3 separate regions of the Homo sapiens genome follow, and all the other regions are linked to region 2. A link is a loop called in an ENCODE intact Hi-C map of the cell type or tissue named here. Cell type or tissue: Caco-2. All regions are shown on one strand. Each heading gives the region's core, and the rest is flanking DNA. Links, peaks and the distances in the headings are about the cores only. Region 1 overlaps VAPB (VAMP associated protein B and C). Region 2 overlaps RAB22A (RAB22A, member RAS oncogene family). Region 3 overlaps VAPB (VAMP associated protein B and C).

What was found. Hi-C counts contacts between places; a loop is a spot of excess contacts. Peaks named below come from ENCODE experiments on the same cell type or tissue, not always from the same donor. Only the 100,000 strongest peaks of a DNase experiment are listed, where the experiment ranks them.
Region 1: a loop joins it to region 2, with 9 times the contacts of the local background. A loop is called at or near these places in 5 of 110 quality-filtered maps.
Region 3: a loop joins it to region 2, with 6 times the contacts of the local background. A loop is called at or near these places in 2 of 110 quality-filtered maps.

What each region holds. Positions count from the first base shown.
Region 1 is chr20:58,444,900-58,455,388 of GRCh38, reverse strand. VAPB (VAMP associated protein B and C) reads right to left here. Exons shown (of 6, transcript NM_004738.5): 6 at 4,288-10,489. Among named protein-coding and RNA genes, the nearest start is that of VAPB, 61 kb to the right of the region's middle. RefSeq lists an enhancer at 8,411-8,912. In Caco-2, for the core only: a CTCF peak has its summit at 7,419 (motif pointing right); a DNase peak (open chromatin) is centred at 7,418.
Region 2 is chr20:58,367,048-58,377,536 of GRCh38, reverse strand. RAB22A (RAB22A, member RAS oncogene family) reads right to left here. Exons shown (of 7, transcript NM_020673.3): 7 at 10,030-10,489. Among named protein-coding and RNA genes, the nearest start is that of VAPB, 17 kb to the left of the region's middle. RefSeq lists an enhancer at 4,178-4,679. In Caco-2, for the core only: no CTCF peak of the experiment used is centred there; DNase peaks (open chromatin) are centred at 2,887, 3,995, 4,506 and 5,469.
Region 3 is chr20:58,418,048-58,428,536 of GRCh38, reverse strand. It overlaps VAPB (VAMP associated protein B and C), which reads right to left. Exons shown (of 6, transcript NM_004738.5): 2 at 10,174-10,326. Among named protein-coding and RNA genes, the nearest start is that of VAPB, 34 kb to the right of the region's middle. RefSeq lists an enhancer at 318-1,012. In Caco-2, for the core only: no CTCF peak of the experiment used is centred there; DNase peaks (open chromatin) are centred at 4,856, 5,251 and 6,946.

The DNA of each region.
Region 1 (10,489 bases), core at 5,131-10,130, 75 kb before region 2:
AGGCATGGCAGAGGCCAACAGAACAGTAGGGCTAAAAACAGGAGGAATCTTTGAAATGTTTTACAAGTCTGTAAAAGGAATTCTACTCCTAGATCCCATCCCTAACCAATTTAAGAAACCAAAAGTTTAACCCGAAAATCTTTGGACTTAGGGACAGCCCAGGGCAGAGTATCATGCTAAAAATTTAGATACAGGTTAAGTATCCCCAGTATGAAAATTCAAGATCCAAAATGCTCCAAAATCCACAACCTTTTTTGAGTGGTGACACAATGGTCAAAGGAAATGCTCACTGAAGCATTTTGAATTTTGGATTTTCAAATTAGGAATGTTTAACTGGGAAGTATAATGTAAATATCCCAAAATCCAAAAAAATCTGAATTACAAAACACTTCTGGTCTCAAGCAGAACAACATACAAAAATACAGAACGACAACAAAAAAGAACAAAGCAACAAAGAGCTATAATATCCTCAGTGAAAAAAAATATACATACATCTTGGAGCAGGTTGCTGTAACAAAGAATAACTGGAAAAGAAAGATGTCTTGAAAACTATAAATATGTTAGCAGAAAAAAATCAAAAGAAGGTTGGAAATTAAAGTTGAAGAATATTCCCAGAAATAAAAAAGAATTGGGAATTAGAATGGCACTTGATTTCTTAAAGGAAACACTAGAAGCTGGAATCAGTGGAACAATGCTTCCAAAATCCTCAGAATGATTTAAACCTTGTGTTTTATACCCTGTGCAACTATCAATCAAGTGGAAGAGCAGAATGGGACATTTTCAAACATGTAAAGTTCTCAAAAAAATTATGTCCCACATACTCCTTGCTCAGAGACTTGCTAAAGGATGTGCACCCCCAAAATGGGATAGTAAGAGAGAGGAAGCTAGAAATCCAGAAAAGAAGGGGTCCAATCCAGAAGAGAGCAAAAGGAGTTCCAAAGATGAGAGTGAGTGAAGGCCCTGGAATGAGAGCTGTGCAGTAGGCTCAGATAGCAGTCAGTCCAGAGAGGAGCAGGAGAACAGAGAGCTCCAGGAGTGACCTAAGAAAACCAGAAAAATCAGATTGCCTGAGGTGTTGTGATTGTGCTGAGATTCACACTTCTATCAGGGTCTGGGCTGAATTTGTGATAGATACATAGGAAACTGAGCAAACAAGACACTAAGACGTAGTGACTCCGGGAAAACAAAGGATTACACATAAAAGGGAAATATAAGCATAGCACATTTAAGGTAGAGGTGTAAACAATATCTCAGTAGTCTTAATCATGCAAAAGTATACTGATGTAGCCAAAAATTATAACATGACTGAGAGGGAGAGAGAAAGAAATCTATGCTTGGGATGTGGTTGGGAGAAAGATTATTAGAGCTAAATCCCTATCTCCCTTAGGAGGAAATCAATAGATAATATATAGAAGTGAAAAATCAAGAAAAAGTAATATAACCACATTATTAGGAAATGTAGATGTTAATATCAGAAGAAACAGTTCAATGTGCTAAACTGGCAACCTCTGGGAAGAGGTAGCCCAGGGCGATATGAGCCTGCTGCTTTTCACTATGAGCCTGTTATAGCTGTTTGGCTTTTTATATTATGCACACAAAATACTTTGGTATTAAAAAAAAAAAAAAAAACTGAAAACACCACAAAACCAAACCCAACAACAAAAAAACCTTGAACTTCCCCTCAAATTGCTTTCAATCCAGTAAAGGGCAGACCGTGTTAAGAGAGGTTTCGAATGCTCTGGGATGCGAGAGTGGTGGAGCACAGAGGGCTGAGCAGAGCAGCCGGGCCCACTCATGGGAGAACAGAGCATTTGGGAGTCTGAGCTTCTGGGAAACAGGAGGAAAAGTGGGGACCATGCCAGGGCCCTAGCCGTGGACTGCCAGCCCTTCCTCACACATAAGCTGGATGAATATTCTAGGGTAGTTTTCTCTTTACTAATGGAGAGTATTTTCTTTAGTGTGGAGGCACTTTTAGGACCAACAATGTGACTGCAGGGTGGGGTTAAAATATACAGCGGGTCTTGGTTTGACTTAAAAAGCTTCTTGTCTTCCCTATACATTTCTTTAACATTTTTTGAAGTGGCATAAAGGTAACATTTTTCAGAAAGTCCGTAACACTAATTTTGTGTTTCTTCAAATTTGTACTATTTTCTTCTTTGAAGTGATTTTAGCAGTCAAACATTGCTAAGAAAACAGAGGCCAAAGTTCTACTTGGAAAAAAAGAAAACTCTAGACTCTTAAGTGCAATTTCTGAAGAGTATTTTCAGTTTCTAATGGGGCATGTCACTCCCATTACTCCTTGGCAAATTATCAGGTAGCAGGTTTTGTCTTCTAATGCACTAACCAGAGATAATGGCAAATCAGTGTGGTCACTTCTTCAAAATAGCTCCTTGTGTTGCTGTTTAGAAAACTCCTTCACAGTTGGGGTTTTAACGCTTCGGGTTTTAACTCTTTAATGACCATCACCATTTTTCAGTCTCTCTTACAGAAGCTCTCCTTGGTCTGGGATGCTGACATTTGCCTCCCCTGCACCCTCTGGGAAGGCCATGGTTAAAAGGACCCCAGAGATGCAAGAATGACATGAATGCAGCCAGATGAGAGCAAGTGAGGTGGCCAGTACAGGTCAAGAATCAGAGCTCTAGCAGTTGCCATGAACGGTTGTTTATTTCCCTCTGCCCAATCCACTTCGATACACTTTGCTGCAAGTCCTTTTCCTGTTAGTAAAACAAGGTAGACTCCAATTTCCACATTCATGACTGTGTGCCCTTAGCCTCTTCATTTCTGCTGCTCTGCCATCAGCCCTTTGTGTGATAAACCTTTGCTCCCTTTGACCTTACTTCACTCTGGGTTTTCATCGTGTTTTCAAATGGCCTTTACATACATAAACAACTGCTCAACCTCATGCAAAGAACCACAAACTCAAAGTAAGACACCACGTGCATTTTACAGGTGAGGAAAGATCAAAAAGTTAGATGGCGCAAGGTGCTGGCAAAGCGTAAAGCAGCAGACCCTGCGAGGACTATGAATTGGTACCTCCTCTTTGGATGGCAATGTGGAAGCCATCTAACACAATTTAAAATGCAGGCACCCTTTGAGCCAACCACTGCTCCTCTACAAATTGATTCTGTGATATTCCTGCTCATTTGTAGGAGTGTTTGTTGTAGCGTTGTCTTTAGCAGTGAGACTAGAAACTGCTTAAACGTACCTCCATAGAGGGCTGGTTAAGTAAATTAAGGGCACATACAGAGGAAAATTATGCAGCCATAAAGAATGATGTGGGCTGGCATGAAATATCTCCAAGATAAACTTCAAAGTCCAAAAAGGAACATGCACAACAGAGCAGTTAGTGTGTGCTGTTGCATGTGTATTAGAAAACACATGGTTGGGTGCAGTGGCTCACGCCTGTAATCCCAGCACTCTAGAAGGCTGAGACAGGAGGATGGCTTGAGCCCAGGAGTTCGAGACCAGCCTGGGCAACACAGAGAGACCTCATATCTACAAAAAAATAAAAAAGATAGCCAGGCATGCTTGTGCATGCCTATGGTCCCAGATACTCAGGAGGCCGGGGTGGGAGGATTGCTTGAGGCTGGGAGGTGGAGGCTGCAGTGAGCTGTGATCACACCACTGCACTCCAGCCTGGATGACAGAGTGAGACCCTGTCTCAAAACAAAAGGAAAACACAAGGCTGTATATACACAGACATATATGTGCATAGAAGATCTCCAGAAAGAGTCAACACATGGAAAGTTCAGGATATCTCTGGAGAAAGAAAGGTTTGGGAATGGAGGAAACCTGATTTTGTATACTGTGTACCCCTTGGTCTTGTGTGAAGTCTTACCATTTGCCCACCTTACTTTTCCAAAAGAAGTTAAAATTGTTTTCATTAACGTTTTAACAAGGTAACACTGTAAGATGGAGAACTGTCAACCACTACTTAAAAGACAGAATCCACCCACCTTTCAAAGCTGGAAGCAATTTACACAGGTGGGTACCTTTGTAAATCACTGATGACACACACTTCCCCCAATAGGAAAACACTGACATGCAAGCTGGTCCCTGTGCTTAAGCTCTCTGGGCAAAAGTTTCCTCATCAGTAAAATGAAGACGTTGACCTAAGTGATCTCTTAGATCTGTTTTCTGGTGCAAAAGGTCTCTGATTTTAATTTAAACCAATTTCATGTTCCTACAAAGCAGTGAGAGTCGAGCAACGGGCTCTAGTCCACACTCCAAAGCCTATCTCAATGGAATTAAGCCATCCATTCAAAATAATTTTACACTGAAGCATCCTTTAAATATATTCAGAGCACAGAATTTATTGAACATAATATGGAGACAGCTAGTACAAAAGTTTATGCCTTGGCAGGGCAGGTTTCATCAGGCTGATAATGGAACATGGGAGAACATGCTGTAAATGGCTCTTTTGGTCTGGACCCTGCAGAAATACATCTCCTTCTCTCTGGGAAACATCATGTCAGCTGCCAAGCCATGAATTTATTACATATCAGAAAACCAAAATGTGCAACAGTAAAGAGTCCTTTCCTGCACCAACTTTTTAAATTACTTCCATGTCAAAACAGCAAATACAATGAAAAATACATAAAGGACAAATTATGAAAACTAAAGCATTCTAAGACATCTCTTAAGATACTCAGTTCCTAACATGTTAACATACATTGAAGACTATAAACACACACATCAGAAACTGTGGGAATCTTTTTTCAACATAGGGAGAAAGACGTAGAATAGGGAGAGAACAGCATGGGTTACTGAAACCATTTATTCAGAAAGCAGAGGAAAGGCGAAAGGAACACTGAAATAGATCATTTTTAGTTTCTTATAGGAAGTTCCAAATGGCAGCAGTTGATAAATCGTCTTTAAAAAGGAAACGACAGCAACAGAAATGAGAACCAAATATATTTTGCATTTTTCTCTCGGTGTATCATCTTGAGTCACCTTACTTAGGCTACACACGAATGAAAAATATAAAAAGCCACGCCCACTAATTTCGCAGCACCTCATATAGTAGCAAACAGACAGAGGGTACTTACGAAACGTTTGCTAAGGAGTGAATGATGAAAAGCAAAAAGTAGTTCTTGTACACATGGTCTCAATATCACAGACAATAAATTCTGACCTTTGAATTCACATAAAAGATGCAATGGAAAAACATTTTAACATGGATACTGTACTAGAGGATTAACAGCTGAATTCAGTCTATTTCTTAAAAACAAAAGAAAGACGGGAATGCAGGCAGCCAGTTCGGAGAAACAGCCAGGACTTTTTTGTATGACATGGAAAAACCGGCAAGTCAACGTGTGAAACGTGCACACTCATTTCTCATCTTCTTAAACCCTAAAAAGCCCCGCAATCTTGTTAGCACTAAGCCTGGATGAAATTGTGTTAAGATATCTGATTAGTCTCCCTTAGTTGGCATTTTCCAAAGGGAAAAAAAAAGGGAACCTGTTTTATTTCAGTCAGACATGGCTTTGGGTATCAGTGAAACGAAGCTCTGACAGCAGCTCCACCTGCAGAAGGCCAGGCGCACTCCTGCAGCTCATCAGAATGCAAGCAGGAAAGCAGGCCAGCAAGCGAGCATCTGTCCTGCACCCACATCCATTAGCCAAGTGATTACATCTCCATCAGCCCTGGGGTGTAATAAAGCAATTGTAATCGGGCATTGTTACAGGATCAATGTTTCCTGGTTTAAAAATAAACATCAGCATTTATCTAGCAGCAGAAAGCGATTCTCCCACAGTACTGTTTTATTCAACTGACATCTTTTAATCAAAGCAATCCATATCGTGGCAACATTCCAAGGTATCATAACTGCAAATATTTATGGCAAGTTAGATAATGGCTACATTTTTGTTGCTACACTTTTCTTCCTTTTCTACGGATTTAACACAGACATTTTCTAATAAACTAATTCCATTAAGAAAAAAAAATCTCAAGTAATTATATTCATGAAGACAACCTCTCATCCACCTCCACCCGTTTCTCTTTTAACTATCATCCATAACTGTTTATGTGAGTTCATGTCTTTTAAATTTTTCAAAATATCTCTGTAATGAAAATAAAAAGCCCCTATTGTTAAGTGCCGTAGATACAGCCAAAAACATGGCATGGAGGGAGGTCAGGGCCCCCTGGCACAGGGGTGGGTGAGCTTGTGCAGCTCAGCTAATGTTCTAGGCTGTGGCTAATGGGATTCAGAGGCTGGAGGAAGAGGTCTGTGAAGCTGGGGGCAGACCCATTCCCACAGCCTCCCAAGCTTGCCTGTCGGCTGACGCTCCTTATCAGGGGCTTCTATTACTTGCCCTCTTTGCTGATATCCTGGAGAACCGCAGTGCTAATTCAGGGAAAGGCCTGAGACATCAGCAGCTCAGCTGTTTTCAAACCTCAGCAGGGCCCTTCTGTAATACCAATTTTAATCAACTGCCCTCATTCACATTTAATTTACAAGTCATGTAAAGCCTCCATATAAAGCGCTCCCATCATCTCCTTGCCGAGACGGACTGGCAATATTCTTTCTAAAGCCCCCAAAGTCATTCTCCAGGAGCATCAGCAGAGATCTTCAGGCAATGAGAAAATGGAATATGTACCTTTTTTCACTGTCTGTAGTGTGTTCAGTTTCCAACAGAAAAAGAAAAAGCATCTGAACTACAGTCTTAATTCTACTTACTTTAGTGTGAAAATAACTGAATAAGGTACGGAGGCAGACACAAAAGATGTACAGACGGGCAGAGTAGCTGAGGCAGGAAGGCCTCATCCACTCACTTCCCTGAAGCAGATTTTCAGAGCTGAAATGGTATCTTAGCAATGTAGGCCTTACAGAGACTGATTTAGTTCTAAAAAGTTGCCCGATTTAACCTCCTGGAGCCTTTATTTCTTCGTATGCAAACAGAGCCATCTACCCCCCAGTCACAGTTGCAAGGATTAAGTTCAATGAGCGAATGTATTGGAAATGTTCTATACAGGTAAGGAGTGGCATTGAAACAACAGTAACTTTCTTGAAAAGGTTCCTATCAGAGCAGATCTGTCTGAGGAAAAGGGGCCAGGGAAGGCGTTCTCCAAATCCAATTAGGCCACAGAAACTCAATTCGCGTAGGGCCAGCATGATCTCAGAGCTGCTCTTGGTGTTCCAGAAGAGTGGTCGTTGGCCTTATGGGATTTGTATGTCATGAACTAGAGTCATCCATCTATATACTTTGCAGGGGCCTTTCTAAATACAATTCCATTCCAGCTCATCTTTGAGAACACTCCTTCTCAACAACAGCAAACATGGCCCCAAGTGTTAATTAAGAGAGGTCTCCTCAGAGTGGTAACTTTTCATAGTTCAGTTTGGTTCTTTCTCCTTCTTCAGGCCAGACAGCCGGGGGCAGGGAAAGCCACGAGAGGCCCTTCAATGAAATGCCATCTCCAGCAGGGGGAAGCAGTGGCCTCTACACCGAGAAGGTCTCAGGAGTTAAATGTTATTCAGGTGTTCAAAGTGACACTGGGAAGCCCAAGACCCCTATCTCTTCATACATGTATTTCTCAAACTACAATGAGAAATGGGCCATTCCTTTAGAGAAGGAGCTGAAAATGACATATAACATTGTATTTTGGCATGGATTCTGAGTTTGCAAACACAAAAATTTGTGTATGCAAAAAAATATAGGCACGATTTGAAAACTGTCAAGCTACTGACATACGGCACATATGCCACACATGCACACATGCACACATGCACACACACACAGAGTCTGTTTTCAAATTCATCTGAAAGGCTCTGTAGCTCTGAGCTCTCACTACATTCAGTTCTATCTGACTCAACATAGCCTGCAAACTGGGCAATGATATCTTTCGATAGCAATTCTGTTCCTGGGATTTGTTTGAAAGCGTTTAGGTTTTCACGGATCACTGGAGGTTCTTCATTTTTCCCCCTTCTGTGTTATGGAGGTATAAGTCGTCTCTCTAGCCATAAACTGGCCACTGGTAAAAATCAATTTTGATTTTATCAGTATGTATTACTGCTGGTGCCAGCAGTTCAGAAGACGAGAGAAGGAAAACATGCAAACTAGGAGGAGAAAAAAGTTAAAGCCAGTTCCTCACACCTACAAATAAAAAAGCCTGCTGTCTTTAAGAGGTATTTTGTATCGTGCCAAGGAAGCTTAAGTTACCAATTTAAAACTTCAATCAATAAAAACTTTCAGGATTCTGTCACCGCTTCCATCTCTTCTGCATTTGTGAGCACTATGGCTGGCATTTCTGAAGCCAGGGCCGCCCTCTCTGAGGTGCTGTGGAGCCAGTAACCACAGGAGCAGACTGGAGGGCAGCCTGGCAGCAGCTCCCCCATGCACACTGCCCAGCGGCATCCTCCCTAGGCTCGCTCTTTCCATGCCAGTTTCGTCCCGATTATCTGACTCTTAACCCTCTTGGGGCAGGGCAGGCCGTTGTGACAGGCCCCATATTCACCTCCTCTTTGCCTTATTCTTTTTTTCATTATGTAATTCTAGGGAAAACACCCTAAATGTGCATGCATCTCCAAGTCCTCCAGGAGCCACGCGTGCTCCACATTCTTTCTTTTCCTGGCACATTTTTGGCTGCCAGGATGACTGAGAAAATAATCAACCTTCCCATCAGTCACCTGTTTCTCTTCCTGAGCAGTTTCCTTCTGCCACTCAGTCAAAAGGCCCACAAACATGTTCACCAAGTCCTAACCTCTAGAAGGGAGAGAGACTTCAGAGACTGATTTTTAGCTGCAACCAAAATGTCCACATCCTCTGAGAAGCTGAACACCTTCTCCTAGATGTACACAAAACTCTAAATCACCTTCAAAGGTCTAAAACAGAGTAGTTTCTCAGATATTCTTTTTAAGAACTGTTACAGACTCACAAGCCAAATCCCATGACCCGGCTGTTTTTGTGAATAAAGTTTTATCAAAACACACGGCCATATCCTTTAAAAATAAATAGAGCCCTGCTCTAGTGTAATGGGACTGTACTGTACCCCTAGGCACTGTTGGGGACCACCTAAGCACTCTCCTATCAAAGACATGAGGGCCTGGAAGCTACAGGACTTAACTGGCTGCAGCAACTACAATTAGTAAATTTTAGTCCCCTCACGGAAAGTCAGGTGGCAGAAGGCACATGCCTTACAGCTCGGTCTTTTCACTCCCTTTTATAAGTACTGGGGGACACATGGGAAAAATCCTGGAGACGAATTCCTATTGGGGTGGCCTCCCTGTCTGCACACTCAACACAATCCATGGGTGCCTGGGTAACAACTAAGTCTGTTCACCATTTCTGTGAGTACCTGGGATTCAAAGTCAACTTTTTTCATGAAGACAGGAAGTTACTTACTCAGACCAACCATAGACTTCCACTTCTCCAGTTTCAAGGCCCCTGACCCAGCTTGACAGAGCCAGGCTTAGGAGCAACGTGGCTCAACGTATGTGACTTCTAAGGACTGCCTTCCTTCTGATGAACTTGTCCTCTCAAACCTGTGCACAGTGGGACTGTGCCCAGAACGCCCGTTACTAGTCTCAATGGCATGGTTCCCTGACCTAGAAGGGAGGCTGCTTTTTACTGAAGGCCAAAGCAATGGAAGGCCAAGGGTGACCAGGTGCTCAGCTTTTTCAGCAGTTTCATTTTTCATACTGTCAGCTGAAGACAACCAAAAAAAAAATACACACACACACACACACACACACACACACACACACAGAGTTAAATCATGAAACACGTATTTCTCAGTGATAGGGCTCATTTTAAAGTTAACCTTCCAATGGCAAAATAATAAAAATGATAAAATAATAATTCCCCCCATAGAGCAAATGTGACAAAATGACAAAAGAATTCTTAATTTTGGGGCTTTATTATAATTTTTCTTTTCAAGATGCTACATAGTCAAACAGAACTGGGTTGGTCTTTTATGGCATAAAATTAATTCACAGTCAAACTCTCAACTAGTACTAGAAGGATTCGCTGAAGAGTTTCTCTCTTCCCTTGCTCCCCACCCACAACTGCTGGTGCCCTCGCTTCTAACCCTCTGCAGCCCGATCCATTTGTCCTGACTCCAGGCTAGGTCCCCAAGGGGAGGTCAGGCTCAGACTTGGACCTGGGCGCTGGAAGTGTGAGTAATGGTTGAGAGGTGGTATAAGAACAATCTAGAAGACTGACTACTCTTCATTAAAAAAGGTAACCTAGAGTTGACTGTCACTACTGAGAATTTCCCTCCCTATGACAGTTGTTATTTACTGACCCAGAAAAAACACTTCCTGGCAGCTCTTCTCCAGCATCCCAATAAACCCCACCTCCACATGACCAGACTCTCCAGAGACAGAGGAGCCCACAGCCCTCCAGCAGCAATACCAGTTCACCCAACAGAGTTCAGCAGCACGCAGCATTAACTGTACTCTTGTGACAATAAGAAAACATGAGATGAAATACATTAAATAAGTTAAATATGCATTAAACATCTCTGAATAACAGTTTGACTTCACTACATG
Region 2 (10,489 bases), core at 1,974-6,973:
AGAGGTTTAGTAACTTGCCCCAGAGCAGTGAGAAGCTGGAGATGGAGGACCTGCATGAAATAGACCATGGGGCAGATGAGGGAACGTTGCTCAGAAGTGGGGGCCATGGTGAGAGAGTCGGGGGCATGGGCTTATTTGTGAATTTTTTTTACTATCTGTCTCCCAACTAGAGAGCCAGCTCCATGACTGATCCATCTCTGCTGAACACTCTACCCTCTAGCACCTGGCAAGGGTTTGGAGCATAACAAAGTCTCAACAAATGGAAGAGTGTGTGAACAAATGAAGAAATGAATGAATGAATGAATGAATGAATGAAGATTCAGGGTCACCAAGGGTTGAAGTTTCAGGACAAGCTGGCACACAGGATTTGTTAAAAAAAAAAAACCCACTCAGAGACCAGGTGGCTCATGCCTGTAATCCCAACATTTTGGGAGGCTGAGGTGGGAGGACTGCTTGAGTCCAGGAGTTCAAGACCAGCCTGGGGAACATAGAGAGATCCCATCTCTACCAAAAAAATACGAAAATTAGCTGGGTATGGTGGTGCGCACCTTTGGTCCCAGCTACTCAGGAGGCTGAGGTGGGAGGATTGCTTGAGCCCGGGAGGCTGAGGCTGCAGTGAGCTGTGATCGTGCCACTCCACTCCAGCCTGGGCAACAGAGTGAGACCCTGTCTCAAAAACAAAAACAAAAACAAACAAACAAACAAACAAAAATCCCCACTCAGACCCAGTAGCTCAGAACCTGGATGGGGGATGGGGTAGTCATAGAACCAGGCACCCCCATAGCTTTACAAAAAGGGGTGCAATCATATTGCTAACCCTTGCCCACGTTGAGGGAGGCTCCTCCAGACTTGGGCAGGAGGACTCCGGCAGGGCTGGCTCCTCAGCTGAAGGTCTCAGTAAACTAGGTGGCTGTCAGTCAGGATGGATGGAAGAAGGTTCATGCTTTCTCCCCTTGCCCGCAAGAAGCAAGCTCTCTCCCAAGGCCCCGAACACCTTGATTCTTCATTCCTGACTGTGAGCAACCAGGGGATGGATTCTTGGTCCCAATCTCTGTGCCTGGCATATAAAAGGTGCTCAATACATGTTTGATGAATGAATGAAATAATGTAATTAAGAATTTGAGGGGGCACGGTGGGGGAAGTTTTTTTGCTCCTTAGGACTTGTCCCCAATCACCCAGAAGACCACATTTGCATACAAATAATTGATATTCTAATTACGAATCATTCGTATTGATTTAGTAAGCAGATCCCCAAAGCATCTCTAGAAGATAATTAGATTCCACGCTTCTCAGGGGTAAGAACGGCATATTTACCTCATTGTTCCCCCATGGCAGTGTGAGGCAGAAGAACCGTGTGATAAATGTTTGATGAGGCAGTGAGTGAGCATGGTATTCACTGTGGGGAGATTTTACAGGGTCCCCACAGATCATTTCCAGTGTGTTGAGGCAGTTGGGAGGGGACAGGGGATGCGTTTTGTTAGTGTGTATGTCAAATTTGCAAATCTCTCTTTTGTCCAAGCCCTGGTGATTTTCCACCTCACGGCCTTCATTCATTGAGCAGACATTTGTGGAGGGGCACAGGGGCAGAACACCGAGGACCCAGAGACAAAAGACACGCAGACCCCCATCTCCCCCTGTCTAGCTAGGAGATAAAGCAGAGTAAGACAGAACCTTGAGTGACCCTACCAAGGAGTGGCTGGGGACGAGGGTCTTAGACCTCTCCCTGTTGTTTCTGTCTGCCTATCCCCAGGCCACCCCAAAGAAATGACAATAATACATAAACATTAACAAAGGATTATGCAACCAGTGAGTGAGAGCATCATTGGAAAACTTTGTTATTTTCATTGATCTGATTAGAAACTGTGCTTACTCTGCAAATGCAGCTTCGAATCCCCTCTTCCACTGTCCTTCTGACTAGTCAGCCACCGCAGGGTGTCTGAGAAGAGAAACTGCGCAGCAGCCTCTGGTTGCCAGCATCAGAAAGGAAATACGAATCCCTGAATGCCAGAGCTAGGGAGGGGTAGGGGGAGGGAGAGGCAGAGATGGAGAAGGAAATGGGAGAGAGAGAAAGAGAGAGAGACAGAGAGGGAGGGAAAGAGAGAGAGGGATGGGGGAGGGGGAGGAGGAGGGAGAGACAGAGATGGAGAAGGAGATGGCAGAGAGAGAAGGAAAGAGAGACACAGAGGGAGGGAGAGAAAGAGAGGAAAGAGGAGAAAAAGGAGGAGAGAAAGAGAGGGAGGGGGAGAGAGGGAGGGAGAGCTGGGGAGAGGGAGATATATATATATATATATATTTGGGGAGGGAGGAGAGCGGACGAAAGAGGGAGGAAGAGAGAGAGAGAAGAGGAAGAGAGAGAGAGAGAGGGAGGAAAAGGGAGGGGTAAGGGGGGAGAGAGAGAGATGGAGGAAGGGAGGGAGATGGAGCAGAGAGGGGGGAAGAGAGAGGGAGGAGAGAGAGGGAAAGAGAGACGGAGGGAGAGAGAGATGGGGGAGAGACAGAGATAGAGGGAGGGAGGGAGAGAGAGAGAGAGGGGTATAATGTGGGAGGGCAGGGGAGACCGTGGCATGGCATTGTAAGTTTCAGTTTCTCCATTTTCATTTTTCTGCTCCCCACTCCCAGGAATGCTTAGAGCCATAGATTATCAAGTGACTGTCACAACTTTGCTTTTGTATCTAGGGGAAAACCCCAAACAAGAGTAACTGCAATAGGTAAAGTACCTGCAGCGCTCTCCTGAAATCCAAATGCTCGCAGCAGGCCCTGCCATTTTGTGCTGAGAAAGGAATGTGTCTTTGCTATGACCGCTCCCTGTGCAGATCAGGCAGTAGGGAAATCATGGGCTCTGTAGACCGATGGCCTGGGTCCCAACCTGCCCTTCGCAGCGCTGTGACTCAGCAGATGTGTGGCCTTAGGCTGCTGGCAATGCCTTGCAGACAAAGACCCCCAGGACACATGTGTGGGGGAATAAGTTCAAAGTGCCGCCTGGGCGCTTTGGGAGTGTGAAGCAGTTCCCTAAGAGGGGTCAGAAGAGACTCGGGGATTGGGGATAATATTGGTGATTTCAGGGCAGGGGTCCAGGAAGTGAGCTTTGCTCTTGGTTAGGTGCTGTCGGGAACAAGACTTGGGGTCATACTGTGATTGCATCCACAAGGACTAGAGTGACGGAGAAGTCTTGTTTATGTTTTGACCCATCATGGTCAGAGTGGCCTTGTGTGAGGTCAGTGTCCTGTGACATTGCCGAAATTGTCTTGTGAAATTGTGGCCTTGTGTTGATGTCAGTGTCTCTTCGACAGGAGAGAGTATACCAAGGCCAGCTGCGAGGGCCAGGCCAGCTTCTGGCTGATTATCTCTTCCTCGCTGTCTGAGCCTCGGCCACTTCCTCATCTGTACGGTGGGGATAATGGAAGTTCCTGCCTCTTGGATCTGGGGAGGACTCAGTGAACGGATGCAAGTAAAGTTCTTGCTGCAGTGATGTTAGCTCTTATCACAAGGATGGCACACTCGTGGGGTCTCACATCACCAGGGATTTCAACGAGGTCCCTAAATCTATGTCTTATGTCAGAATCTGGGGGTCGTGTGATGTGTGAGCCTGGGAGCTCTTGTGTTCTCTGAGGCTGTTGTTGCAGCTGGGTTTGTCTGTCTTTGGGTACTTGGTGAAGGAAGTAAGTTCATCATGTAGTTGGGGTTGGTAAACCCCTCTTGTACCAAATACCCCAATTACATCTAGGAATTGGGGCACTGAAAACCGGTTCTTTATTTTTTATTTTATTTTTTTGAGATGGAGTCTCACTGTCACTCAGGCTGGAGTGCAGCGGCACAATCTTGGCTCACTGCAGCCTCCGCCTCCTGGGTTCAAGCGATCCTACCGCCTCAGCCTCCCGAGTAGGTGGGATTACAGGTGTGTGCCACCATACCAGGCTAATTTTTGTAGTTTTAGTAGAGACGGTGTTTCACCATGTTGGCCAGGCTGGTCTTAAACTCCTGACCTCAAGTGACCCGCCCACCTCGGCCTCCCAAAATGCTGGTATTACAGGCGTGAGCCACCATGCCTGGCTGAAAACCGGTTCTTCACCATCATTTTGAACTCTGTGAAGACATCCCCTCTCCTCCAATATTTACATGTTTTTAAGTAAAAGCCTGTGATTCTTAATTTGCAGCAACTAGGAAAAGAAAAATGTCATAAATACCTTCTGTTATTTCTTCCTGTGGGAAAGGTATCACCCAAAGAACCATCTCCCCATTTCTTCATTTCTTGGAAGATTAATTAATTCCCTACTGGGGTCCTGATTTATTTGTCTTGTGATAGTGCATGGCACGTGGTAGGAGTCCTGAAACCGTGTCCTGGATTTTCATTTATTTATTCCTGGGAGTCTAAGACGTAGGACTTTGCAGTGGCAGGAATGTTTTAATGTTTGACAAAACAAATAATAAATGAGGATGGCTCAGCCTTTGAAAGCAGGTACCTGGGAGGGCAGGAATGCAACCTTTGCCTGGCCTCAGCAGCTGCTGTGCTCTCTGCAACGTCTCCAGGGCGCCCCGCCTGCCTCCTCAGCTGTCCTTGCGTTCCTTCCCAGCCTCTCTGCTCCCTGCTCTGAGCATCATTTCTCTCGGTAAAACCCCTTTGAACCTATTATTCTCCTGCAGCTGGGGCTACAAGGAACCTTTTGTCTTTTTCTCATTTTACTTTGCAACTTAAGTCATTTTTCTTTTCTTCGTTTCGTGTTTATATGTGTACATGCATGCATGCGTGGGTGTACTATTTTGAAATGACGGCATTATGAAAAATAAAGACAAGCTTTTATATTTTTTAGGCTTTAATATAAAAACAATAAAGAATTCCCTAATGGACCCATGGCAAAAAAAAGCAGGCACTAAAATGTACATGGTTTTGTAACAAGCAGTTGTATGCTAAGGCTAATAATGGAATTTGTATGTTTATTATTGGTGCAATTAATAATATTGATTTATATAGCCCGACTGCTTGCCCTCATTAGCTATTCACAGTAGCCTCATAAAGTTTGCAACGTTATCCTTTAGCAATGTAAAATCACACACCAACTCACAGAAGAGGGTAGGCAAAGTTTAAGTACATTCACTGACTCAGCAAAAGACCGAGGAATGTCTTCCATCTGGCCTTGAAGCCCCTTTTAATAAATAACCCCACCGTCATACATTCTAGAGACCATCCCAAGTAAGTCCAATTTTATTCCACTTCTTGAAATGTTCTCTTCACAATTTCTGGATTTAAACTTAAACTTGCACATCCCTCCACTCCAGCGAATGCTGAAGAGCTTGTAAAGTTTTCTTTTTTTTTCTTTTCCACGTTGGCTGGGTTCTTCCTTCCATCAGGTGGCTGTTTTTTTGGGGGGAGACTTTGATATACACAATAATCATCTGCATACATGTACTGTAAGAGGCTTCAAAACTTGCTGTCCTTTCAGCACCCACAAGGTGGTTCACAGGTGGCTTATAAAAACTGCCACTTGAGGCTGGGTGTGGTGGCTCACATCCGTAATCCCAGCGCTTTGGGAGGCTGAGGCGGGTGGATCACGAGGTCAGGAGATCGAGACCATCTTGGCTAACATGGTGAAACCCCGACTCTACTAAAAATACAAAAAAATTAGCCGGGCGTGGTGGTGGGCGCCCGTAGTCCCAGCTACTTGGGAGGCTGAGGCAGGAGAATGGTGAGAACCTGGGAGGCGGAGCTTGCAGTGAGCCGAGATCGCGCCACTGCACTCGAGCCTGGATGACAGAGCGAGACTCCGTCTCAAAAAAAAAAAAAAAAAAAAAAAAGACTGCCACTTGGCCACCAACATTGCCCTCTCCTATTACCTTTAGAAGTAATTTAAGAACAGGGAAAGAAACCCACAGGGATCTCAATTCTCTAATAAGGGGTTTATCATCTTGGAAATAGGAAATATAAAAATACATTTAAGCATGCAAAACATTCTTGGTGGGATAGTTCATGATTCGAGGGCCTGGATATTAAGGACTGACTCAGGTCGCAAACTGCCCAGCTGGCAGAGAGCTTCCACGTCACCCAGCCCAGTCTGTTGTCATGTTTGTTTGTGTGTGTGTGTTTTAACTGTTGTGTATTCTCGTTTATATGCAAACTAGATATGACTTGACCTTATCACTTGAGCGGCTGATGGCAATTTTAATGTTGATGATAGTATACCACTGGAGCATATTCCACGCCCTAACGCTGTACATTAGCCTCTAATTTACATTCACAACCCCACAATTTTCTTCTTAAAAATGCCCTTTTTCTAACGGAGTGGAACCTTGTAGCTTTCCCCTTATATTTTCCATATATTTTATTTAAAAGAGGCCTGAAGTTTCATTCTGGGCTGAATATTAATAAACAGAAGTCTGACCCCCTTGGTCTGTTCCCACCCCTCTAACAGCAGTATCTGAGGTTCTGTTATCTTCAAGCACATTTCTCAAAATGTGGTCTCTGGATTTTTAAATTGTTTCTTGGAAGATGCTGAAAAGTTGTGTTTAAAATTTAAAAAATAAGCAAATAGAGGTCTGATTAAGATCATAATTAACAAAGTGATTCATTTTGACCAGGTGCTAGGTGAAAGCTTTCTTTTTTCCCTTCTTCTCTCTTACAAGCTCCACTGGTGTTATAATGAAAAGCAGTAATACTCCTGGTGGGTAAATTTTAGAAGGCTGATGATGCTTGGCTTCCCAACCAACACTGACATTTTTAGTGGAGAATCATGTTTTTGGCCAGTATTATTATAAGCCAAACAACTGACAGATTTAAAAGGCTCTGTGTTTTATAGTTTACCATCTCAATGGAAATCTGCTTCTTAAATTCTAATGGAAAAAAAAATCTGCAGTAAACTTTGAAGTTACTTAGAAATCTAGGTCCATAATTTAGTTCTTATACGCTCCAAGGCAAGCAGCTAGATGCTTGTGGAAAAATAAAGCAAGGCTGTTTTGTGTAAGCATTTAAAACATCCCTGTTTGTTTTGGGTGTGTGCTAATTTGTGTCTTCCTTTTTGGTGTAGTGATTCCCTTTTTCTTTTTTCTTTTTTTTTTTTGAGATGAAGTCTCGCTCTTGTCCCCAGGCTGGAGTGCAATGGTGCGATCTCGGCTCACTGCAACCTCCACCTCCTGGGTTCAAGCGATTCGTCTGCCTCAGCCTCCCAAGTAGCTGGGATTACAGGTGCCTGCCACCATGCCAGGCTAATTTTTTTTGTATTTTTAGTAGAGACGGGGTTTCACCATGTTGGCCAGGCTGGTCTCGAACTCCTGACCTCAGGTGATCCACCTGCCTCGGCCTCCCAAAGTGCTGGGATTACAGGCGTGAGCCACTGTGCCCGGCTGTGATTCCCTTTTTCTTGGCAACAACAAATGGGACTGGCTTCTGCCATAGTACTATCTTGACAGGGTGTAGACTAATATTCTCCTCTTTTTTCCCCAAGTGAGAGGCACCTGCATATTCTCCTTCTTAACGGGTATTATTTATGCTCCCTCTATCCCCTATTGTCCAAGAGGATTTAGGGCAGCTTGAAAAGATATGTATTAAATTTCAGAATGAAATGAAGCGGTGCTATAAAGTTTTGCACACTTGCCCCAAATCTGGCTCTAAGGTTTTTACTGACCAAATTGAATAGGGTGTGTGTGTGTGTTTAAAAGGAGAAAAATAAGACAAATTCAACTTCAGTGTATGTATTGAGCCAATTTTCACTAAGGATTTGAAGACAGGATTAGAGTGTGAGAGTTCCTGATTTTTTTTTTTCTAATAAGAAAAAATCCAGCCAGGCGCGGTGCCTCATACCTGTAATCCCAGCACTTTGGGAGGTCAAGGTGGGCGGATCACAAGGTCAGGAGATCGAGACCATCCTGGCTAACACAGTGAAACTTTATAATACAGTGAAACACTGTCTCTACTAAAAATACAAAAAATTAGCCAGGCATGGTGGCAGGCGCCTGTAGTCCCAGCTACTTGGGAGGCTGAGGCAGGAGAATGGCGTGAACCCGGGAGGCGGAGCTTGCAGTGAGCCACGATTGTGCCACTCCAGCCTGGGCGACAGAGCAAGACTCCGTCTCAAAAAAAAAAAATTCCACACATACTCAGGGTAAAAATTTTAAAAGTACAGAAGTACATATACAGGAGAAAGTGAAAACCAGGTGACAGTTCTGTGGGCCAAGCCTCTCTTCTCAGAGGTAAGTTCTGTTAACAGCTTGGACTGCAGATCTCCAGACTTTAAAAGCAGAAAATAATAATATCAAGTGTTAGCAAGGATGCTGTGCAACTAGAATTCTTGCACACTGCTGGGGGGAGCTATATTGATATTCCACTTTAGTTTTAGAGATGGACTTTTGCTCTTGTTGCCCAGACTGGAGTGCAACGGTGTGATCTCGGCTCACTGCAACCTCCGCCTCCCGGGTTCAAGTGTTTCTCCTGCCTCAGCCTCCCAAGTACCTGGGATTACAGGAACCTGGCACCATGCTTAGCTAATTTTTATATTTTTAGTAGAGTCGGGGTTTTGCCATGTTGGCCACGCTGGTCTCAAACTCCTGACCTCAAGTGATCTACCCACCTCGGCCTCCCAAAGTGTTGGGATTACAGGCATGAGCCACCATGCCCAGCTAAATACACCATTTTAGAAAACTATCTACAAAAGCAAAAACAAATACAGACATTGAGAATGTGTGTGTGTGTGTGTGTGTGTATTTCTCATGACCCAGTAATTCCACTCCCGGGCACATGCCCAAGAGAAACCTGTACAAGCCTTTACACCAGAGATGTATGTAAGGTTCACTGTGGTCCATTCATAATGGCAAAAATCTGGAAATAATCCAATGCCTATCAATATAGACTAGATAAATAAATGGTGGTTTATTCACATAGTGGAATCCTACATAGCAGTGAGAATGAATGAGAATACGACATACCATGTTGGATGAAAGAAGCCAGACCCATATGGAACCACATGGTATGTATATAAAGTTGAAACCAGACAAAACTCATCAGTGATGTTAGAGAAGGAGCACAAGGTGGGGCACCTGAGGTGTGGCAGATGTCCCACTTTGTGATCTGAGGGTTGGTTATGTGGGTAACCTTCGTGAAATTTAATTGAGCTGTACCCAAGATTCATGACATTTTTTGTAGGTTTTATACTTAAAAACATAGAAAAAACAAAACAGCAAACCAGCAGACTTATAGCAAAGTTATTTTAACTGAATCAGAAAGTGATTATCAGGGAGATGGCTTACAGAAATAAACCCTGTGAGATGTTTGTGCTTTGTTAATGCCGTGTTAAACGACAGCTACAGGCATCCCACCCGAACAGCCACATGGGATAAGCTCTTATTACCTTCCCTTTGTGAAGATAAAAGAAACACAGGTCAGAGAGGTTAAGGGCCTTGTCTAGGGCCACATAGCTTGGAAAGATGCTCTGATGAGACTCAAATCCAAGCCTGTTTGTCTCAAGCCCTCTCTGCTCTCTCTGGTTCCCTCACTTGAACTTGTAGGTACTCTTTGGCACACCTACACTGTACAGGCAAATGTGCTTCTACCTAAGAGGAACAGCAAAGAGAGCACGGGTGTGTGTGAGCCAGTGCTTCTGCTGGCAATGAAGAGTACTGGGGGTGCAGGGTTCAAGTCAACACTGGGATGGAAAGACTAGCATCTTTGATGAAATCCCCATAATAATGGAAGATGAGGGAAGACCTTTTCTTCCACAATCTAGGGCACTGCACCGTTCCTTTCTTCCAGGGGCAGCAAACTTCCCTCTAAGTGCTCACTGGTGGCCTTGCTGACCTGCTTCTAGAACCCCCATCTTAACTACTGAAGAGCAAGGAGAGGGAGGAGTTGTATAAGATAAGGATATGGGAAGCTGGGAAGCTTCAGATACCTTGGTACAAATAACTTGCTGCTCACCAGACACTACAGCTGTCAAAATTCTGGTACTTCAGTATCCAAAGGTCATTTAAAAATGACTTCAGAGTATTTGGTTAAGAAGAACATATGATGAGTAATATCACAAAGAGAAACCATTTGGGAGGCAAATATATATTTGTAAACATAGCATTTTATTAACAAAATGTTTACACCCTTCTTACAACAAAACAGTGATTTAGCATGTTATACTCTATAAAAGTGTATTATAGAATATTCAAGCTAAAACAATATTATTTAAAAGTATGGCAAATCAACTTTCATTTGCAAACTATCTACTATGAGCATAGGCATGAAAACAAAAATCTTACAACAAAAAACAAAAGGTCTAGTTTTCTTTTGTCAGCATCTATAAACAATACAGGCATCATATGGTTTACATACACTTAGGTCCAGCCCAAGGTTAAGACTGCAAAAATAAAGTCTTCAAACATCCACAGAAGCTTGGCAAACCACCACTGCAGCATTCCATGACAGGTAACCAGGCCATGTGTCATGCAGTAAGTCCAAGGCCATAAATTTGGGCTGTTTATAATAGTGCTACAAAGCGGCCAAAACTGTAAGCAACTGAAT
Region 3 (10,489 bases), core at 2,820-7,819, 50 kb before region 2:
AGGACTATAGGTGCCTGCCACTGTGCCCAGCTGCATCTTCATTTTTAAGAATTTAAAGGGGTCCTGAGACCAAAAAGTTTAAGCACTGTTACGCTACACCAAATGGTATTCACCAGTATCTCTGGTATTCAAGTGAATACTGATGATAAAGCCCTCTTAAATGAACCATCTATCCTACTTTTAAAATGTATCTGCTGATACTACACTAAACAGAAGCCTGTTACCAGAAGACAGCCTGGAAGCCAGGTCACTACTCATCTACATTAATGCTTTGTGATACAATGCCTGTTGTATTACAGATTGCAAACTGGGATCCTGTTAAGAAAGGGCCTTTGGGGTCATAAAACATTGGATCATTAAGATCAGAGTTGCCTGAACAGAGAAGAAACACAGAAGATACGCTACTTAAAACATACACACACACCCCTTGGAGTAATGATGACTTGATTAAATGCAGTTAAATGCTGCTTCTGAGAACCCAAGCAAATCACAGATCACTTTCGCCTGCATCATAATGGTAACAGATCACAGATCACTTTCGCCTGCATCATAATGGTAACAGATCACAGATCACTTTCGCCTGCATCATAATGGTAACAGATCACAGATCACTTTCCCCTGCATCATAATGGTAACAGATCACAGATCACTTTCGCCTGCATCATAATGGTAACAGATCACAGATCACTTTCACCAGCATCATAATGGTAACAGATCACAGATCACTTTCGCCTGCATCATAATGGTAACAGATCACAGATCACTTTCATCTGCATCATAATGGTAACAGATCACAGATCACTTCTGCCTGCATCATAATGGTAACAGATCACTTTCATCTGCAGCATAATGGTAACAGATCACAGATCACTTCTGCCTGCATCATAATGGTAACAGATCACAGATCACTTTCACCTGCATCATAATGGTAACAGATCACAGATCACTTTTGCCTGCATCATAATGGTAACAGATCACAGATCACTTTTGCCTGCATCATAATGCTACGAGATCACAAATCACTTTTGCCTGCATCATAATGGTAACAGATCACGGATCACTTTCACCTGCATCATAATGGTAACAGATCACGAATCACTTTCGTCTGCATCATAATGGTAACAGATCATGGACCTGCATCATAATGGTAACAGATCACGGACCACCTTCACCTGCATCATAATGGTAACAGATCACGGATCACTTTCGCCTGCATCATAATGGTAACAGATCACAGATCACAGATCACTTTCGCCTGCATCATAATGGTAACAGATCACGGATCACTTTCGCCTGCATCATAATTGTAACAGATCACGGATCACTTTCGCCTGCATCATAATGGTAACAGATCACAGATCACTTTCGTCTGCATCATAATGGTAACAGATCATGGACCTGCATCATAATGGTAACAGATCACAGATCACTTTCGCCTGCATCATAACGGTAACAGATCACGGATCACTTTCGTCTGCATCATAATGGTAACAGATCACAGGTCACTTTCGCCTGCATCATAATGGTAAAAGATCACAGATCACTTTCGCCTGCATCATAATGGTAACAGATCACAGATCACTTTCGTCTGCATTATAACGGTAACAGAGCAAATAAAGTCTAACAAGTACTACAGCACATGCTTCACTTTTTTTTAATCTCACAATCTTATCTTCGAAATCTCTCTCTCCACATTTTACGTGCCCACAATCTCAGCTGAGGCCCACAGATCCTTCTAGATTTTTCCAAGTTTCTTCTAGTTTCTTTCCCATCCAAATCACCCTGCCTAGCCCCTACAAACTCCACAAATTTAATCGTACCTTAATACCCTACTTGTATCATGGTAATTCCTCAGATCAAAAACCTCCTATAAGAGTAACTATTTCCTAAGTAAAAGGCAATCAGTTCAGCTTTTCACAATCTGGCCCTTCTTGGATTTCTTGGTCTCTTATTGGCAGGCCTCCCTTCTGCTCCAACAGGTGTGCGCATCACTCAGGCCACACATCATGCCCCTATGTCCTTACACCCAGTGATGCTCTCCTATCATCATCAAAGTCTCCCTTATCATGTCGGCCCTGCCTGACACGTTTCTCTTGATTCTCCCTTACCCTACTCACATGTCAATATACCCCATCTTCCAGGACTGAATCCACTAACAGAACTCTGTAAGGAATAGCCAGGCATGGTGGTGCATGTCTGTAGTCCCAGCTACTTGGGAGGCTGAGGCAAGAAGACTGCTTGAGCCCAGAAATTTGAGGCTACAGTGAGCTATGAGAGCGGCATGCACTCCAGGCTAGACAGCACAGCAAGACCCCAACTCCATAAATAACTAAACAAACAAGGCCAGGTGCAGTGGCTCACACCTGTAATCCCAGCACTTTGGGAGGCCGAGGTAGGCAGATCACTTGAGGCCAGGAGTTTGAGGCCAGCCTGGCCAACATTGTGAAATCCCATCCCTAACTAAAAATACAAAAAATTTAGCTGGGCATGGTGGCACACACCTGTAATCCCAGCTACTGGGGAAGCTGAGGCACAAGAATCATTTGAACCCAGGAGGTGGAGGTTGCAGTGAGCTAAAATGGCACCACTGCACTCCAGCCTGGGTGACAGAGAGAGACTTTGTCAAAAATAAATAAATATATAAATATAATAAAATTTAAATAAGAATTCTGGAGGGAAAAGTTCTCAAACTTCAGTGAGTATCAGAGTCACCACGAATGTTTGCTACAACACAGACTGCTGGACCCCACCTCCGGAATTTTTGTGTTAGCAGGGCTGCAGTGAGAATGAGCACTCCAATTTCTAACAGGTCCCCAAGTGGGCTGCTGCTGCTGCTGGCCCAGGGTACACACCTGGAAAATCTGTGCTGTACTATACCTCCTAACACTGCAGTTCCTGCTGAAACACCATTTCATACCACAGTTCCTACTGTGGGCACCTTACTTTATTGGGAGACTGTCAACTCCAAGACTCCTAAGCTCCTTCTGACATGTTTGCTTTTTCTCCCCAATGAGACTGAGACCAGAACTTAATGTTTTAATAGCTCACATTCTGGGTGCTAATTTGCATTTTTTGCGTTAGCTAACAGGTTTGCACCTTCTTCTCTTCCAACATTCAAAGCGTTCCTGAATCATGCTCTCCCTAGAAATATCCTTGGAGAAGCCCAAAGAGGAAACCCTTCTTTACCCCCACCAGCTGGCTTTTCTTCTGTCCCACTTCCCAGAGTCACTCCCTCCCTTCCAAGAGGGCAAGACAGGGCTTCCAGTTTCTCATGGCAGTGCCCTCAGTCTCGCACTCCCCGTCCTCTCACAAAGCCTGCATAGAGAAAGACTGTCCTCTACCATATGGTGCTTACAGGGTCGGAATGAAGTCACTGATCCACTTTTTTGAGACTAATCAAAGACACAGATACATAAATGCCAAGCAGAGCTCCTGATAAGCTGGAGATAACCAGCATTACCTAAACAAGGTGATATAATTCTAGCCTAAAGCAAAGAAGCTGGACATTTTAGTTAGACTGTGAGCAAATTTATTATATCCTTTAGGGTCCAGAACACGTTGAGATCATGACCACCTTGGTGGACCTCTGCCTATTCAGGGGCCCATGGATGGAACTCTGAGTCTAGCAAATAAATAATGAATTGCATTTATTTATAAATCAGTTAACACTGAAGTGTCTTTGTGTTCTCTACAGGATTTTCCAGTTCGTGTATTCTGTCTTAGAAAACAAACTCCTCACAGTCTGATTAATTTGTTTGTGCTGAGACTAGTACAAATGTGCTGACAGTGAGGTCTCCTTTCTCCAGTATCAATGGAAGATGAGGACTGCTATATACAGGCACTGGCCAAATAACAAGGCTTATTCACTCTTTTTTATAAATATCTTTTAAAATGTAAATCTTTTTCAAAAATCCAACATACTTTTCAATCTCCTCTAACATTTATAATGGAATACAACATACCCCTTTTCTGATTACTCTTATGTTGTGACATGAACCCCCATTATATACCATCTTAATGAAACCTGCAAGCTGTGTCTCTTGGGGCTGATCACCTAAAACATGGAGAACAATTCCCCGAGGCTTAAGGAATTCCAGCTCCCCACTGTTATTTCTGAATGCTCCCTGCACTTGCTCTCGGTGGTGTTCTTGCCCAGCCCGTCCACTGTCTGCTATGCACTGTCACATGGGCCGCTTTCAACGTGGCCACCTCTGTACCCCTTTCCCTTTATTCTCATCTGTGATGAGCTGGCAACCAGGACAGGGTTAACAGTAAGTCTAAGGTAAGAATAAACAAGACAAGATTCAAGACTGGAGAGCCCTCAAGTGTGTAAGTATGCAAGGACCCATAATGAGTGAAAAGAAAATCACTTTTGGCTTCTTAAAACTTTGCTTATTTTTTGCTTCTCAGTTATGCTGTACAGAGTTGAAGTTACCTTCAGCTAACTGAGGTAGACAAAATGTGTAAGTCCTCTTGATCTTGATATTTAAAAATGTAAAGAATAAACTGTGTCATAGTCACAAAAAAAGTAACAATTCTTCCTTAAAAACCTAAGTATTACAGTAAACTTGTAAAAACCCTTAAAAGCGTAATTAAGCTGAATTTTTGTTGGTAATTTTCTTTTTTCTACTTTTTGTTTAAGCAGAATCTCTCATCTGCTGAAAAAGATTAAAGACATCTTTTAAAGTATGAATGTGAGTTGTTCTTATCTGAGAGTAATAAGCCTGGTTCATGGAAACCACTTATAAAAAAGTTTCGCTTATCAGAGACTTCCAAAGCAAACAATCAAACAAAGAAGAATGTTGCTGTTAAGAAGCTCAAACTCCCCAAATGCAGCTCCCACTATCAGTGCTTGATGGATAAATGTTTGGCTTCTTTGTCTAAGGGCTCTGTGCGTTTATACCCTAGTGCACCTGAAAGGTGCACTCCTGGTTGACTGCTCCAGGGCCACCAAACAGCTACATTAAACTGAGTCAGGGAAATCTTAAAAGGATTATTAATCACAATACTATCCATTTAAATTAACTGATCAATGTTTTCATCCAAGAAGAGCTGCTGATGTTCATGCTCTGAGGATTTTTCTTTTCTTTTTTTTTTTTTTTTTTTTTTTTTTTTTTTTTTTGTGAGATGGAGTTTCTCTCTTGTTGCCCAGGCTGGAGTGCAATGGCGCGATCTTGGCTCACTGCAACCTCCGCCTCCCAGGCTCAAGTGATTCTCCTGCCTCAGCCTTCATGAGTAGCTGGGATTACAGGCATGTGCCAGCATGCCCGGCTAATTTTGTATGTTTAGTAGAGACGGGGTTTCTCCATGTTGGTCAGGATGGTCTCGAATTCCCAACCTCAGGTGATCCGCCTGCCTCGGCCTCCCAAAGTGCTGGGATTACAGGCATAAGCCACTGCACCTGGCTGTCCTGAGGATTTTACTGGAAAAACTTTATGCTTTAAATGTGATTGAAAAGAGTGCTGAAAAGGGCTGTATGTCAGGAATGAATACTGCTCCTTAATCCTTTGAATTCTAATTTAAAATACAGATTCAGACACTGGGAGTTTTGTGTTTGTCTTTAATCCATTTTCAATTCCCAAGGTACACTTAGTAAAGTGTATCTGTAACTAAATATCGGTATCTTTAATGACTCTTTCCAATGCCCCCCTCCACACACAGATATTTTGCATTTCTAATTTGCTTGGGACACAGGCAACCAATGTGCATAACTGAACTGCAAATGGACGCATGCTTGCTACTTTAGTGAAATTAGAATTCAGTGAAGGTTATAAAAATATTAAACTTAATATCATATTACAGGAAGCATAAGTATTTTTGATGGGCCCATAATTTTACCACTTCACCTGCTGTATCCGCTGGCAAACATGGTTTGGAATATTAATGGAAAACTCCCTCATTATTAACTGAAGCACTAAAAAAAAAAAAAAATCCACAACCACTAACAGCTTACCACAAAGACATTTTCAGAAATTATGTACCTTAAAAATATTTTCCCACCGTACAGTTCAGAAAATAGATTTAATTTTGTAAAGCTAGAACAAATGGGAAGATCCCCACTGCCTCAAAACAATTCGTTAATTCAAAAAGTTCTTTATTCCTTACATTTGAAATCTCAGGAGGAAAAAATTCCAACCTCCCTTTCTTCAATCTCTATTTAAGTGTACCTATTTTGCTGAGGTCCAGATTAAATAATTCAAAACCATCTCTAGTTGATAGTATGTATCATGGAGCAACGGGCCAAAACCACAGTATTCTGGGCCAGTGAATGCAAACAGAAAGCCCCCTGCACCCCCTATCTACCATGTGACCTCATCCAAAAAGCACAAACCTCAGAAGGGGCTACAATAAAAATGAGATGAGACGAGCACCCATGTAAAGGACAAAGAAAAGGATTCAAATCACAGGTCCAAGGGGCCAGGGCCTAAAGCAACTCTTTGGGAAAGCCCACATATTATAATCCACTGACACAAAAAGTTTAGGTTATGCCTGTGTCCAACTGTTACTTTACCACCTAAGTTTATAAAAGGGAGTTTTTTTAAGGACCCAATAAGTGATCTGCCGTGTTCTGAAGAAAATAGCATGATAGGTCAGAGCCTGAACTTTTGAAGCACAATGTAAGGTCCCTTGAATATCAGGGTAATGTGAAAAGGTAAAAAGAGCTTCACAGGGTTTCTCTGAAAGACATCTGGCTTTCCATGTCACAATCTGAACCTGTGTGCCTTCAAAACCTTGATCCCTCTGGCCAGCACAGGTGCCAGCTCCATGGGCAGACATCATTACCATCAACCCTCCCTCTCTTCCCACCTTCCTGCTTCCCTCCTCTCTTTCTTTCCTTCCCCCTCCCTCCCTCCTCTCTTTAAAATAATGATTTACAGCCTTCCCGAATAGCTAGTGCATTCCAAGGGTTTTCAGAAATGGGAAAAATGCACTGGTCATGTCCTTCTCAGGTATGTAGTGACACTTTGGGTGGTGGGCAGGGCAATGCTAGCAGTATTTTAAGCTGATGTGGTGGCCACCTTTTTAAAGATTATACCTGAAAATGTACTGGCAACTTTTCACTATAAAACAAATGAATATTACACAAGGAAGAGAAAACACAAATTTCTTCTCAAAATTAGCAAAGGTCCATAAATAAATAAAATATAGGGGTAATTTATTTCTAAACAGTCAATTCAAGTATTATGCAATCCACCTTCTTCAAAAACTAGCCGGTTTTTGTCAAAGCTAGTGGAAGAACAACGAACGTACAAATGTACCACTCTTGTACCATGCTGTTGATTCTGCAGTATTTGTATATATTCTGTAAGGTAGACACTATTCTCCCTACCTTACAAGTGAGAAAACAAGAACCTAGAAAGGTTAATAGGTTGGTCAAAATTCAGCTGACTGGTTAAACAGCACAACTGGTCTTCCTGTTCAGGTTTCCCGACCTCAAATCCACTAATCTTTGAAGAGAGTGGGTAAAACCAAGCTTGGCCATGTGCATATCTGGGGAGAAGGGGAGGCTGGCTTTTGGATAATCTGCACTGCCTGTCGACTGGTATCCTCCTCCTCCTGAGGACTCTAGTGACTCACCAAGATGTCATCATGTAGCTGTATTAATACCAAGAGGACTCCTGGAAAAAGGCAGTGCTTTTTATCCCAAGCTATGCATGTCTAATAAATGATGCAGTGGTCCCTCAGCACATACAACTGCAGCAAATGGGGCTGGCCTCCTTTGCTGACTTGCAAGGCTGTCCTAGAAATGCAATGACATCTGGTTTCACCTTGGTTCCCCCCAAGCACTGAGCTAAATACCAAATAATAACAAAGGAGCTCTTTCTAAGGTGCAGATATGATCTTGTCTCATCTAGGAAGAAAGTCTACAGACACATGGACATTTTATTATTCAACTACTTTTTCCCCCAAATACATTAAACTTTGAGAATGATGGTACTTTTTACATTCATTCATAAGTGGGGTCATCCTCTAACACTACTGAGGCAGTTTAGTATGACAGAAAGAGCACTGGATCAGGAGCCAAGCCACTAGCTTCAAATAGCAGTGCTGCCATGACCATCCAAGTGACCCTTGATGACTGTGCCACACTCTGTGCCTTACTTTATCTGCCAAAGGAAGGCCACAACCACAAAGTCTTGGTCTTCCTTGAGTAAGCAATCATAAATCAGAACAAAGGCAGAGTTCGCTTTTACTTTTTAAAAATTCCTATGATGGGGAAACAATGGATCTTCCTGAAAGAGAGACGGAGATGCCTGGCGCGGTGGCTCACGCCTGTAATCCCAGCACTTTGGGAGGCCGAGGCAGGCGGATCACTTGAGGTCAGGAGTTTGAGACCAGCCTAGCCAACATGGTGAAACCCTGTCTCTACTAAAAATACAAAAATTACCAGGTGTGGTGGCACGCACCTGTAATCCTAGCTACTCGGGAGGCTGAGGCAAGAGAATTGCTTGAATCTGGGAGGTGGAGGTTGCAGTGAGCAGAGATCGCGCCACTGCACTCCAGCCTGGGCGACAAAGTGAGACTGTCTCAAAAAAAAAAGAGAGAGATAGAGACATACACATACACCCACCCATACATATTTATATTTTATATCAGAAAACACACTAACATTGTACAACCACCTACTGAGATTCTTTTATTCAGAAAACCATGCTGCATTCCCTATTCTTCCTATAAAAATTGGTAATTTTCATCTACTGACAAACTTGCTCAAATTTGATACAGGCATGGAAATCGAGGGGGGGAAAGTAGATAGAAGAGGGGAACAAAAGATTTCAGCTGCCCTTGATGTCAACAGAAAAATTTAAACCATACATATCCAGAGGATACAGAAATGCCAAAATCCCAGTTCCTTCCTTTCTCCAGAGTGCTGCAGTTCAAAGAGCATGGGCTTCAGAGCCAGTCAGAATGATCCACATCTTGGCTCTGTTATTTGCTAGTTTCACGATGCTATGACCACCAGTCTACTTCTTAGTAAAATGGAGGTGACAATGCATCCCTTACAGGGCAGGTAAGAGAAATGACATGAGATAGTACATGTGCAGGTCCAGCACATAGAAGCCCCTCAATCAATGCTGGCTTCGACCCTCCTGACTTCAAGATAATAACTTGATTCGAAGATCAGGTCTTGCAGACTCAAGAGAAGCACAGGGGGAGAGCTGGCATGGGTGCACCATAATGAGAGAGACGAGATGCAGGGAATAAGAGTTTGCAGAAACGATCAGATAATGAAACACCTTATATCTTTCCAAAGAGGTGAATCATTTTCTTTTAGGTGTCAAATGAATAGCCAAGTGTATCACAATCAAAATCTATCATGGAAAAAGCCAGAGAGATACTCATTTCAAATGAGCAGTAGCTTCTATTGATGCAGAAGCCTCTGTGACACTGAGTCACTTGATATTTACAAGATAAATACACACTCCCCCACAGCTCCTTCTTGGATGGAGAAGTTCTAATGAGCTAAAAGTTTATTCCATTTCTAAAATACATTTAAACTCCAACCCATCACTGACATCTCCTTAATTCTGAAATCCAATTCTCAATTTGGGCACTTTACCAGTATTTTTCAAAAGGTGGATTTTGGAAAATACATGCACTCCCAGACAGAAGAGAAAACCATCAGACATGCACCAAACTGACACCCTTGAGTATATTCCAATTTGCTCAGCCCTCATCTCTCTTGGCGTTTCACAATCAGTAAAGTGCAGTGGCCAATCACTGGAAATGGTATGAGCTTAATGTCAGAAATCATTTAGCTTAAATAAGAAAATAACTCCATTTAGCTTTCTCCCACAAAGTAAAATTAAGTTTGTTTAGCCCTTTTTTATTTATTGCCAAAGGGCAGATTTAATTTCAAGGGAGTGAAAACAAAACTCATTCTGAAGTAAAGTCTAAAGTTATCACTTCAGTTTTGCTCTAACTATTGAGGTGCAAAGGGGCTGTAAGCTTTGAAACAAGGAGGCATTAATTATGAAAAAAACAGGCGACTGGGACCCAGCTTTCTGATCACGGGGTGGAGGGTTGTGGGGTGGGGTGGGGTGGGGTGGGGGTGGGGTGGAGAGAATTCTATCATCTTCTTCTGCTACACTGCAAATACAAACTTTAAGAAAACCTACTGTCCAGGGGCCTTCTGAGCCCACCCTCTAGGCCTCCAGTCTCAGGACTTACCAGATACATTAATTGAGGCCCCTGCATCGATGATTCCGCTGTTGGGCCTCACACAGTACCTACGTGGTGCTGTAGTCTTCACCTTAAAACACACATTTCGGTCTGTCGGGTTGCCAAGCTTTAGGTTGGTGGTGACAACATCGGTGAAGGGACCTGTAGAATGAGACAGAGACTGATTGGGGGTCTCATGAGGAAAGTTTAGAAGGTTTGTGGAAAAGAGAGCTGTAAATATAGTTAAGGGAAGATTTGAGATCCACGATTATCTCATTAACATGCCAATGGATGAAAGAGATGAGCTGAGGTTAATGCACTAGCA